Linked DNA regions of Homo sapiens: region 1 is linked to region 2. A link is a loop called in an ENCODE intact Hi-C map of the cell type or tissue named here. Cell type or tissue: gastrocnemius medialis. All regions are shown on one strand. Each heading gives the region's core, and the rest is flanking DNA. Links, peaks and the distances in the headings are about the cores only. Region 1 overlaps ADAMTS17 (ADAM metallopeptidase with thrombospondin type 1 motif 17). Region 2 overlaps ADAMTS17 (ADAM metallopeptidase with thrombospondin type 1 motif 17).

Evidence for each region. Peaks named below come from ENCODE experiments on the same cell type or tissue, not always from the same donor. Only the 100,000 strongest peaks of a DNase experiment are listed, where the experiment ranks them.
Region 1: it touches region 2 in a loop (5-fold over the local background); 2 of 110 quality-filtered maps call a loop at or near these places.

What each region holds. Positions count from the first base shown.
Region 1 is chr15:100,224,393-100,229,762 of GRCh38, reverse strand. The region is part of intron 7 of ADAMTS17 (ADAM metallopeptidase with thrombospondin type 1 motif 17); the gene reads left to right. Among named protein-coding and RNA genes, the nearest start is that of ADAMTS17, 110 kb to the left of the region's middle. In gastrocnemius medialis, for the core only: no CTCF peak of the experiment used is centred there; no DNase peak of the experiment used is centred there.
Region 2 is chr15:100,169,256-100,174,625 of GRCh38, reverse strand. The region is part of intron 8 of ADAMTS17 (ADAM metallopeptidase with thrombospondin type 1 motif 17); the gene reads left to right. Among named protein-coding and RNA genes, the nearest start is that of ADAMTS17, 170 kb to the left of the region's middle. In gastrocnemius medialis, for the core only: no CTCF peak of the experiment used is centred there; a DNase peak (open chromatin) is centred at 3,075; H3K27ac peaks cover 170 bases.

The DNA.
Region 1 (5,370 bases), core at 231-5,230, 55 kb before region 2:
TCAGGGAGAGGGAACTTTGCAGTTAGTTCTCCTGAGGCTCTGTGGGTGTTTTGTTGTGGGAGGAGGCGTGTCAGCATCTTCAACGGATCATGTGACCTTTGAGTGGTTGCCTCTGGGACATCATATGATTCTTTGAGGTCAACAGAGGGTGGATCCTTTGGACTGCAGCCAGGAGACTGGGTCCTTTTTAGTTTAGCGGGACCAGCCTTGCTGTGGTTCTCAGTCCAGAGAGAAGACTTCCTGAATGTGAAGTGAGCATCCAGGTCAACAGGCAGAACCACTGTGCGTCATAGAACAGAAGCCACTGAAATAAGAGTGATTGTCCCATGGACCAAGACATCAGCAGAGATTTGTAAGGCAGGAATTTGCAAGGGAAGGCATCAGCAACACTCATGTTTCACGTCAGAGTTGCAGGGCAGGATATTAGATAAGAGGCCTGGGAGTCCAGTCAATGGTCACTTCTGTCAATGTGGGGAGGGGGTGGGGAGAGCTACCTAGGAGGGAGAGTGATTCATAGCCTGAAACCATCTTTGCGTCCTATTTGCAAGCTGTTGGGTTGTGCAGGACTTAAAGCTGTGCTGGCTCCTCAGCACCTGCAGTGTCAGTGGTGAGCTACTCTGTTGGGGTCTTCAGGGATACTCCATAAGAACCATCTTCCCCTCCCAGGCTTGGAACCAGTGGTAGTCACAGTGTCTGTGAGCATTACTACCAAGGAAGCTGATTGGAGAAGGGGGCCCAAATGTCACTGAATGTTTCACCTTAGAATGATCCAATTTGCTCCCTGAAATTTAACGGAAGCACTATCCAACTTCTCTTCTGCAACTGTCACAGACAGGACCGCAGGGCAATGGCCCCCTCGTAGAGGCAGGTGACACTGTGGGTGGTGAGCCCACCACAGGGCCCCATCCTCCCACAGGTAGGCAGGGAGAGCTGGGGTTGGGGGGCTAGTGAGCAGGCCAGCTCCTTCCCCCAGACCATTGGACAGACAAGTCACCTGCCCTTGCCAGGCAGAGCATTGCTGTGGCAGACCTCACTCTGCATGGAAACACGAGGGGTAGAGAATAGGAGTTCTCCAAGAGCATGCCAAGTGTGGCATTTGACGTTTCATGCCCTCACCTGCCTGTGTCTGTTCAGCGCTCTCTCGTGGTCTCTCACATGTCCACTTGGGCTGGGTCTGTGTCCTCATCCTGCCCTAAATGTACCTGCTCACTCTCACCCTCGAGTTTTCCTTTTCTCCTCGGTCCAGTCCCTCTTTCAGTTAGTTCATTAATGCACTAATTGATCAATAATGAATTCAGCAGTGTTCATGAGCCTCTGTACCTGTCAGGCTTTGCGTATGGTACCAGTATTATAGTGATGTGCAAAGCAGATGAGATTCCTGCCTTCAGAACACTTACAGTCTAATCAGAGTGACAGGCATAAAAGAACTTGTCATACAAATAGATATGATGATAAACTGGGCCAGGTTTCTTGAATGCAGAGGTCACGCGCTGGATGGTGTCAAAGTAGACTGTTCTGAGGCCTTTCGGAGATGGTAACATCAAGGCTAGGATCCGAACTGTGAGAAGGAGTCAGCCATGTAAAGATTTCGGGAAAGAGCGTGTAGGTGAGGAGATGGCCCCTTCTGAAAGCCTTGAAGCAAGAAAGAGTTTGGAGCATTTGAGGAACATGAAGGAGGCCCAGTAGTGAGAAATAAGGCAGGGCTGTATCTGCAGGGCCTTGAGGGCTCCACAAAGCGTCGTGGATTTTATCTGAGTGTCGGGATTCATCATCAAAGAGCTATGGGCAGATGACGTGGCCATGTTTACTGCAGTGGGAGCAAGGTCAGGAATGAAAGCCGTTGCTCTAAGATAACAGTGGGTTTGGAAGGTATTGCTAGTTGTGGACTTAGCAGCCATGCCCCTCTCTTATACATTGCTGGGCTGTGTGCCCACCCTCAGGTGATGAAGCCGGTCACGACAGTCCATTCCTTTTCCTGGATAATCACTTACCTGGTCTCCCTTGCAGCAGTGGCTGTGCAATCCCACGTAGCCCAGGGAAATCTAAGCAAAGGCCTGCTGGCAGCCTCAGAGAAAGGTTTTCCACCCTGGGAAGCTACTGTGTGAGGACAGTGCTTAGGGCTTCTGCAGCTGTCTTGGGACCATGAGGGAAAGGCCAGGAGGACCACAGATCTGTCCATCCAGCGATGTGCCATCACTGGGCTGCCTGATCAATCCAGGGCCGCCTGCCTCTCCAGACTTCTGTGTTGAGCAATGGTGTCTCGTCTCTGATTAAACCATTGTTTTCTATTACTTGCGGCCAAGTGTACAGTCATTTAGGGGAGATAAAGAAAAGTGGGTGGATCTGAGATCTCCATATTGACATGACTTAGTAATGAATTGGAGGTGGAATGGGGAGGATTGGAGGGGGTAGTGAGGATTTCTGATGTGGGTGGGAAAGACAGAGGATCTCAGTTTTGCTCCCAGCAGAACAGACAGTGGTTATTTGGGTTGAGGTGAACCCACTTTGATTTGGAGCTGGGCCTGAGTCAGAGGTTTGACTTTAGCCTGTGAGAAATCCAGGTGGAAGTGTTCAGGAGATGGTTGAAACACAGATCTGGATTTGAACAGCGAGATCTGGCTGAGGGGGCACTCGGGGTTCATCAGTGCTCAGAGGTGGGGCCTGAGGCTGTGGGTAGGGTTTCATCATGGTGGGAGGGAGGAGAGCCAGGAGAGGCCCAGGTGGGAACAGCTACTGCTTTTCTTATTCTGCCCAGGATCTTTATTTTAGTCTCTTTTGAAATGATGGACGTCATATATTTGTCACTTAATTGCATCAAATCACAAATATTAGGCTGACTCACATGAAATTGTCATTTTTCTAGATCAGAACAGTTGATTATTAGCAATTGTGTAGGACTCAACCTAATAGCTGTTGTTACCAACTGTGTACCAGATACTGTATTAGATCAAACCAACCAATGAATTCTCACTTATTTTCTGTTTAAATTTAATCCCATCACTCCCATGTATAAAACTCACCATTGGTTTCTCTGCATCCACAAGGTAAAATGCCAACCGAGATCATCCTCTGAGGTCTTTTATGGTCCATCTCCACCCATGTTTGCTGAAAGCCCCTGCACTCTCCTTTCCAGGCATATCAAGCCCAGATCTGCAAATGCAGTGAGAGAGTTACAGGATTTCTCCAGAATCCCATTTCCACTCGGTGTCTAGTCTTGGCCTCTGCATGTGTCCATATCACGAGTTCAGTTTCACGGAAAAGCCTCTCTTCACTTCGTGGTCTGGATGTGGATGGTATACAGTTGTGCTTCTGATTGTATTATGGTCCCTCAAAACCACATCTGATTATGTGCCTGGACATTTGGGGTTTCAGGCCTGAAGGGCCAAGCCTCCTTTTCCCCCGGCTGACTCCTGCTTATCTTTGGAGGCGTAACTCATGTCATGACTGCTGGGTAGTCTGTGGCCTCCCTGGGAACTCCAAGGACCCAGATCCTCCACTGTCTTGGAACCTCTCTGGCTGGGCTGACATCACCCTGGAGCAGCACCCAGAACACAGACCATGACTGCTCTGAGGACGGAATGGCACAGAGGCCATGACTGCTGTAAGGACTGAATGGGCACAGAGGCCGTGACTGCTGTAAGGACTGAATGGCACAGAGACCGTGACTGCTGTAAGGACTGAATGGGCACAGAGACCGTGACTGCTGTAAGGACTGAATGGGCACAGAGGCTGTGACTGCTATAAGGACTGAATGGCACAGAGGCTATGACTGCTATAAGGACTGAATGGCACAGAGGCTATGACTGCTATAAGGACTGAATGGCACAGAGACCGTGACTGCTGTAAGGACTGAATGGCACAGAGACCGTGACTGCTGTAAGGACTGAATGGCGCAGAGGCCGTGACTGCTGTAAGGACTGAATGGCACAGAGACCGTGACTGCTGTAAGGACAGAGTGGGCACAGAGGCCGTGACTGCTGTAAGGACAGAATGGGACAGAGGCTATGACTGCTATAAGGACTGAATGGCACAGAGACCATGACTGCTCTAAGGACTGAATGGGCACAGAGACCGTGACTGCTGTAAGGACTGAATGGGCACAGAGACCGTGACTGCTGTAAGGACTGAATGGCACAGAGACCGTGACTGCTGTAAGGACTGAATGGCACAGAGACCGTGACTGCTGTGAGGACTGAATGGCACAGAGACCGTGACTGCTATAAGGACTGCATGGCACAGAGGCCGTGACTGCTGTAAGGACTGAATGGCACAGAGACCGTGACTGCTGTAAGGACTGCATGAATGGGCACAGAGGCCGTGACTGCTTAAGGACTGCATGAATGGCTGCTGCTGGGGTTTCTTTCTGAACCATCGGGGAAGCTCCCCCAAGTCCCCTTTGTCCCCTCTTGGGTCCTAGTTTGAGCCATGTGCTGGCACTCAGTTATTTTAACGAAACCATATACATTTTTGACATGACAGAGGAATGATTTGTATGTTCTTCCCCAACTCTTAAAAAAAGAATTAAAAAGGATCTTTTAGCCCTTTTATAAAATCTTTGCTATGTTCCTCAGAAGGCTTTTACCAAGATGGTTAAGTATGTTTCCAATCTTGGAGCAATAGCAGCTGCATGTTTTGCTGCAACTGGAGGAAAGTATATTTCTTGTGGAATTCAGCCTACAAAGGCAGGTTCCCCATGGCCGTGAAATTGGTGGTGAGTAACAGGGAGGACTTGGTTCTAGCAAGGCAGTGATGAGCAAGGCAGCCTCGTGGATCCATGACACATCCAGGGGCTCATTACTTCTGGGTGCTCATGGGTCCAGATGGAATGCAGGTGGTTAAGTCTGTGGGGTTCTTGAAGTTGCCTGACAAGCTTCGCAGCTTCCTTTGCTGCTTCTACCCTTAAAACCTGTGGGTGGCCCTGTTTTGACAAAGAGTAGGACTGTTGAGAGCCTTGGGGTTGGCCCCGGAGGCTCTCTCTGGAAGTGGAGGGATTCCCCTTTCCTAGAATGTCAATGCCTGGTGCGGTCAGTGCAGGACAAAGAGTGTTCTGTGTCTCTGTAAGGCTGCTTGGGAGATGTAATCCTAGGAGAAGGTTACAGCAGATCAGAGAGAGTACTGGGGAAGCAGTGACCTTTCCTCGCCTTTGCACTGGGGGTGAAGAACGAGGACCTTATAATAAAGGAGAATATTTTGCCTCTGCACAATGGCAAGCGTTTTCACTCTCAAACCAAATCCCTTTTGAGGTTTTTTTGTTTTCTCTTTGAAATCTTGTGATGACTGAGTAATTTATGATGTAGTAACCTTGTCTGTATCTCAATTCTTTTACCCTTGTAAACATCTGCTGCAAAAATCACAAATGGCTGGCTGCAA
Region 2 (5,370 bases), core at 205-5,204:
AGCTATAATTTATACTAGGAGAAGTGAATATTTGTTTAAGGTAAAAAAGTATTGCTTTAGAAGAGCCTCAAAAGTATATTTAAAAAGTAAACGAAATACTAGTAACAATACTCCCAAAGATGAAACTGCATGGAAATTTCAAAAACGAGCCCTTGGTGTTAGAAAAACAGTGAATCTGTACAATACCCAGGATACTTGGTACAGAGTCGCACAAACTAGGGTTTAGTAACCTAGCAGCAGTGTGATTACAGTTCCTGAACTTTGTTCCTTAGAATATTCCCTGTCAGGGCAGACTATCTAGATGAAACATTGGGGCCTTGTATTTTAGTTGTGTCCAGAATCTGCCAACACTATTGCCCTCCTCTGTCTCACCCAAAATTGGGAATCTGAGCAGAAATAACAGTGAGAATGTTGACTTTAACCAAGAAATGATTATCCTGAATGTTGTGTTGCCTAGCTAAGAAGTCTGTGAATTGTTGCCATTGGTTATCAACTCGGCTTCTCCCTGGACTTTGTGGGAAAAAGGAGAGAAGCTTAAATGGGACCAAGAGCTCTGTCACATTGTAAAGAGGGGGCTTGATCTGTGTTTTCCAGTAAGGCAGGTAGGGGACTGTGCCTGGAAGATGTGTGAAGGTGGATCTCAGCTCAGAGTAGGAGAAAGCTGCGGCTCTGGTCCTGCCTGAGCTATTCACAGACAGCCTGTTTCTAGTGGTGATGTTTGGCCTCAGTGGTACACTAGACTCACCTGGGAGTCCCTGTAAAATTCAGATGCCTGGCCTGTACTCCAAAGAGCCTGGTTTACTTGGTCTGAGGTGGGCCCCTGATATTGGTGTTTGGTCTGAGGTGGGCCGCAGATATTGGTGTGTTAAAAGTTTCCCAAGTGATGCTCACATGCAGCCAGCAGTAATAGCCACAGTGGGATGCTTACAGTGTAATCGAGACATAGGCTCAGTAGCTTGCCACTTGCAGAGTCCAGTGAATAAGAGAGAGGTCTGGCATAAAGAAAGCGACTTTTTATTCCAAAGTTCAGCTTAGTGGAGGAAGGACAGGCTTCCTGCCTTAAGGGTATTGCTTCCCTTTTGGAGCAGAAAGTGAGCACTTTTAAAAGGCAGGAGAGGAGGTAAGTGAGCAGGTGGGGGTTGGCAAGCTATCTTGGTGCCTTGTCTACCAGGTGGTTGACTTGGGGTCCTCATGGGCAGAAATAGTTTGTGAGGGTGTCCAGAAACTCTAGCAGGCATACTTTGGGTTGTAAATCGACTGTTCTCTCTCAAGGCAACCTCCTGGTGGATGAGAGTTCTGCTCTGGAGCTTCTAAGCACATAGATGAACTTGCCCTGTAGGGAGTGTCTGGTGAAGAGGAGGTAAAAGACTGTAATTGCATTTCTAAAAAGCTAAGTAGGGAGTGGGGGAAAAGAGGAAAGAGAAAAGAAAAGAAAAAAAATAATTAAACTATCTTAGAAAAATGGAGTACTGGGTTAAAATAGTGCAAGAGTTCCTCACCAGTTGTGGACCAGCAGCATCAGCGTCACTTGGAACTAAATAGAAGTGTGAAAATCCTCATCCATCTCCCCACCCCACCCCTTAGACCGCTTGGGCTTAGTTTTCCCAAGCCTTCCAGGAGATTCTAATGTGCACAGAAGTTTGAGAAGCACTCTTCTACACTGCAGCAATGGCTCTCAAACTTTGATAGATGTTGGAAACAGAATGCTTGTTCCTTTGTTAGAAATACTTGTTCCTCGGTACCTCAAGGAAAAATTAGCATTCAGACAAAAAGTTTTCTCAGCAAGGCAAATTTACTGTCTGCAGAAAGGGTGCTCCTCGCAGTTGGAACAATGGTGAGAGCACACCAGAACAAGGGAGGGGTGCGGGATCTTATTCCTAATGCAGGTAGCCCCTACTGCTGTGTTGTTCCCGTATTGGCTAGGGTGGGACCGCACAGTCTAAGCTAATTCCGATTGGCTATTTTAAAGAGAGCAGGGGTCTAAGCCAGAGTGGTGGGGTGAATAGTTTGGTGGGAAGGATGGTTAGGAACAGGTAACTAAAGGTGACTTAGGTCAGAGCAGGTGACTGGGATGAATCAGGACAGAGGAGGTGACCAGAGGTGAGTCAGGATGGAGCAGGTGACCAGGATGAGTCAGGATGGGGCAGGTGACCAGGGGAACAGATGTGAACTACTGATTAAAACTGGTGGAAAATTTTGTTTACTGAAACTATGAGGAAGTTAAACTTTAAAATGGAGGACAAAGAACTGAACATATTAACGTACTGATTCTTTGAAGAAAAATTTAGAATTCACTGCATCCAACAATAGACATGAGAATCACCTGGAACCTCTAAAAAAATCCACATGCCCAGGTCATGCCTCATCCCAATGAAATCAGAGCCTGTGATTGAGGGAGCCAGGCACCAGTGTTTTCTAGTATTCTCCAGGGGATTCCACTGTGCAGCCACACTTGGGAACCAATGCTTTGCGGAAATTGAGCTGGATCCTTCCTGGTATTAAGGTTCTAGACTTTGCCTCTGAAATTCTGTCCTGTCTCCCTAGTGTTAAGTTACCTCAGGCAGAACATGAATGGTCTGAGAGCCTGGAAGGGATTAGTGTCTACATTGTTGCTGGGGGAAGTGGGTCTGCTTGCCTCTGATTTCTTATGTGCTTTTCAGAGAGGGATGATAAGGGGATTCTGTGCTGACTGGGTGCTCTCAGGCACTCCCAGCCACTTAAGTAACACAGGCAGAGAGGCCATAGTTCCACGGGGTTAAGACCTTTTAAAAGAAGTTCTTAGCAGCAGAGAAGCTGTTTTTATTTTGTTGGGTCCGTTGGTTCCATTCATTTATGAACATTTACCAGCCCCTTCCATGTGGTGAGCACTGAGCCAGGCTGCCGGGAGGTTCTGGGCCATTGAGGTGTAGAGAAACATGACCAGTCCTGCTTTTGGGGGTTCTCCAAAGACCTTGAAAGGCCACTGGGGTGCTCAGGAGCTCAGCTGGAGGGATGCTGTCTGCTGGCGAGGACTGGGGCTGCTGCAGGAAGGATGGGACCTGCAAGCTGGGCCCGCCAGAGGACAGTGGCATCCAGATGGGGGCAAAGGCATGAGCAAAGGCACTGGGGTACAGGGATGTTGTGGGAGCGTGCAGGGGTCAGGGTTTGTGTCACTTGAGTGACAGCTCCCTCAGGCCCCCCTAACCTGTGACATGCATTTCATAGCCCTGCGAGGTGGGATGGAGGAGGATGCACTCCTGCCCCTGCTCCCACCCCAGCCTCCTGGGCAGGGTGGAAAGGCAGCCGTCCAAATAATGAGGCCATAAAGCCCCTCATGGCATTTGGGTCTTAAAGAAGGAAGGAAGGAAGGGGGTAAGGCCATTAGGAGCAGGAAGCAGTCTGTCCTTGCACTGTCTGCTGCCCAGAGCATCTGTCCCATCGGACATCCCTGGGAGGTCTTTGAACTTTGGAGGCAGCAGGCTCTCTCAACTGCAGCCCCTCCTGCAGGTGGGCTAATCCCCTCCTCCAACTGGCCTTTGAAGGGTATAGGAAGTGCTGGGGGCTGGTTCCTACTGCCCATTAAAATGGCTTCCCCTAGGAGAACCAGTGACAGAGGCTGCCCCTAAGGGGGGCAGCAGGCACCTAGGAAGCTGGTGTGGGGGATGGGCTCAATTTTCATCTCACAACCCTTGATAGCCTTTGAATTTCTACCATGTACTTATTTTAGTGACTCAATAAAGTAACGGGTGCCACCAGCCAGGCCTTCTCCTGCTATTGGCTGAGGTAAACCCTCCCTGAGAAATCTGCCAGTCAAAATTGTCAGTAGAAAGCTTATTCAATCTCAGCTTCCAAGGAATCCAAGTTGCTAAGTGTAGGTGGAATTGGAAAAATCTTGTCTAGTGCAGGGATATAAGCAGTTTAAAAGGGAAACAAAAGTACTTGCTGTTCTTTTGTTTCTTTGTGGGAGAAAAACAGGCTGATAGAAAACCAATTGACCTAGAGCATTTCCTCTGAATAAACACTTTTAAAAGATGTTGTTTTGAGAGCTGACTGTGAGGTTTACCAGAACAAACCAAATTTCATCTTGAAATCCGCGAAGGGACTTTCAATGGTTCCCAATTTGATGTATCTTTTCAAGTTTCTGTGGCTGGATTATGCAAAGGTAGAAACTTTGAGGTAGGCCAGAAGGCTGATTTCAGCCCAGCATTTAGGAGTCCCTGCGTGCTGAGGGACTTTCCGCGGCTGGCTGTGAGGCCGTGGGCAGGTTGCTTCTCTCTGGACTTCAGTTTCCACATAGGTTCAGATGAGGGAGCTACAAGGTCCCTTTAAGTCTCAAACCCTGCAGCTCTTTAAGGCCTGTATCTCAACTGTGAAAGGAGTTACCATTCTGCAGCAGTCTCCTGGCAATATGTTTTTAATGTACAAAAGTTTAAGGTAACTAAAAGGGGAGGACGGATGAATGTCACAAAGAATTCAAAGTTCTCTACCCCCACCCCATGCCCCCCGCCATCGTTCCCAAGCCCATGTGGACTTGGTGCCCACGTAACATCTCATGGTGCCAGTCACATCACGCTTCCTCTTCTAGCCTCGGGTGTATGTGGGAAAGTCAGAGGGTAGGCACAGGTAATGTCTCGGACCTGTACTTATGATAAGAGACTAGGAGGTGTCCGGGAAGAAGGGAACCAACCCTGAACCCCGCCTCCTGAATGCCCTGGAACACTGAGTGCCCCCGGGAGTGGCCCCGGAGAACAGAGGTGTCATTGCTTCAAGCTGGTCCAAGATTTTAGCTGCTTCTCAACACCTGTTCTCCCCAAAGCCACATCCACGCTGTGTTGCAGGCGAGTCCCAGTGCCCCGTGACCAGATGCCCCCGGCTTTCCACCTCTAACCCCAAGAGGGATTTTCCTGCTGGTTTCGAGCATGCAGTTCACAGTACCTGAGGGCTCCCAGCCTCCACGTGGCCACTTCCGCACAGCTTAGCAGGTGCCGGTTCTTTGCTCTCGATTGAGTGTGGGGGCAATTGCATCCTCAGTGACTGCACCGTGTATGGAGGTTCAATGCATGGGCTGCCCGGGCTCAAGCTGTGCTTGGCCAGTTACCTCAGGCAAGCTTCCCAACTTCTCCTGGCCTCAGTTCCCTCATCTGTGAAGTGGAATAATAATAATTCATGAGATGATATATGTAATGAGTAGTGATTTTCACATTGAAAACAGTTCTCTTTCCCAGGTACTCCCCACTTGGTGGGCATGAGTGCCCCTTGTAGAGTATTTTCCTTTCTCTGCTCTGTCAATATTGTTCCCACTCTCAGCATCCCATTTAGCATCTGTGTTGAGGGGTGGCTCCACCTTTGCCTGTACCTCAGGGGCATGTTCCATGTGCACACACAAGTGCT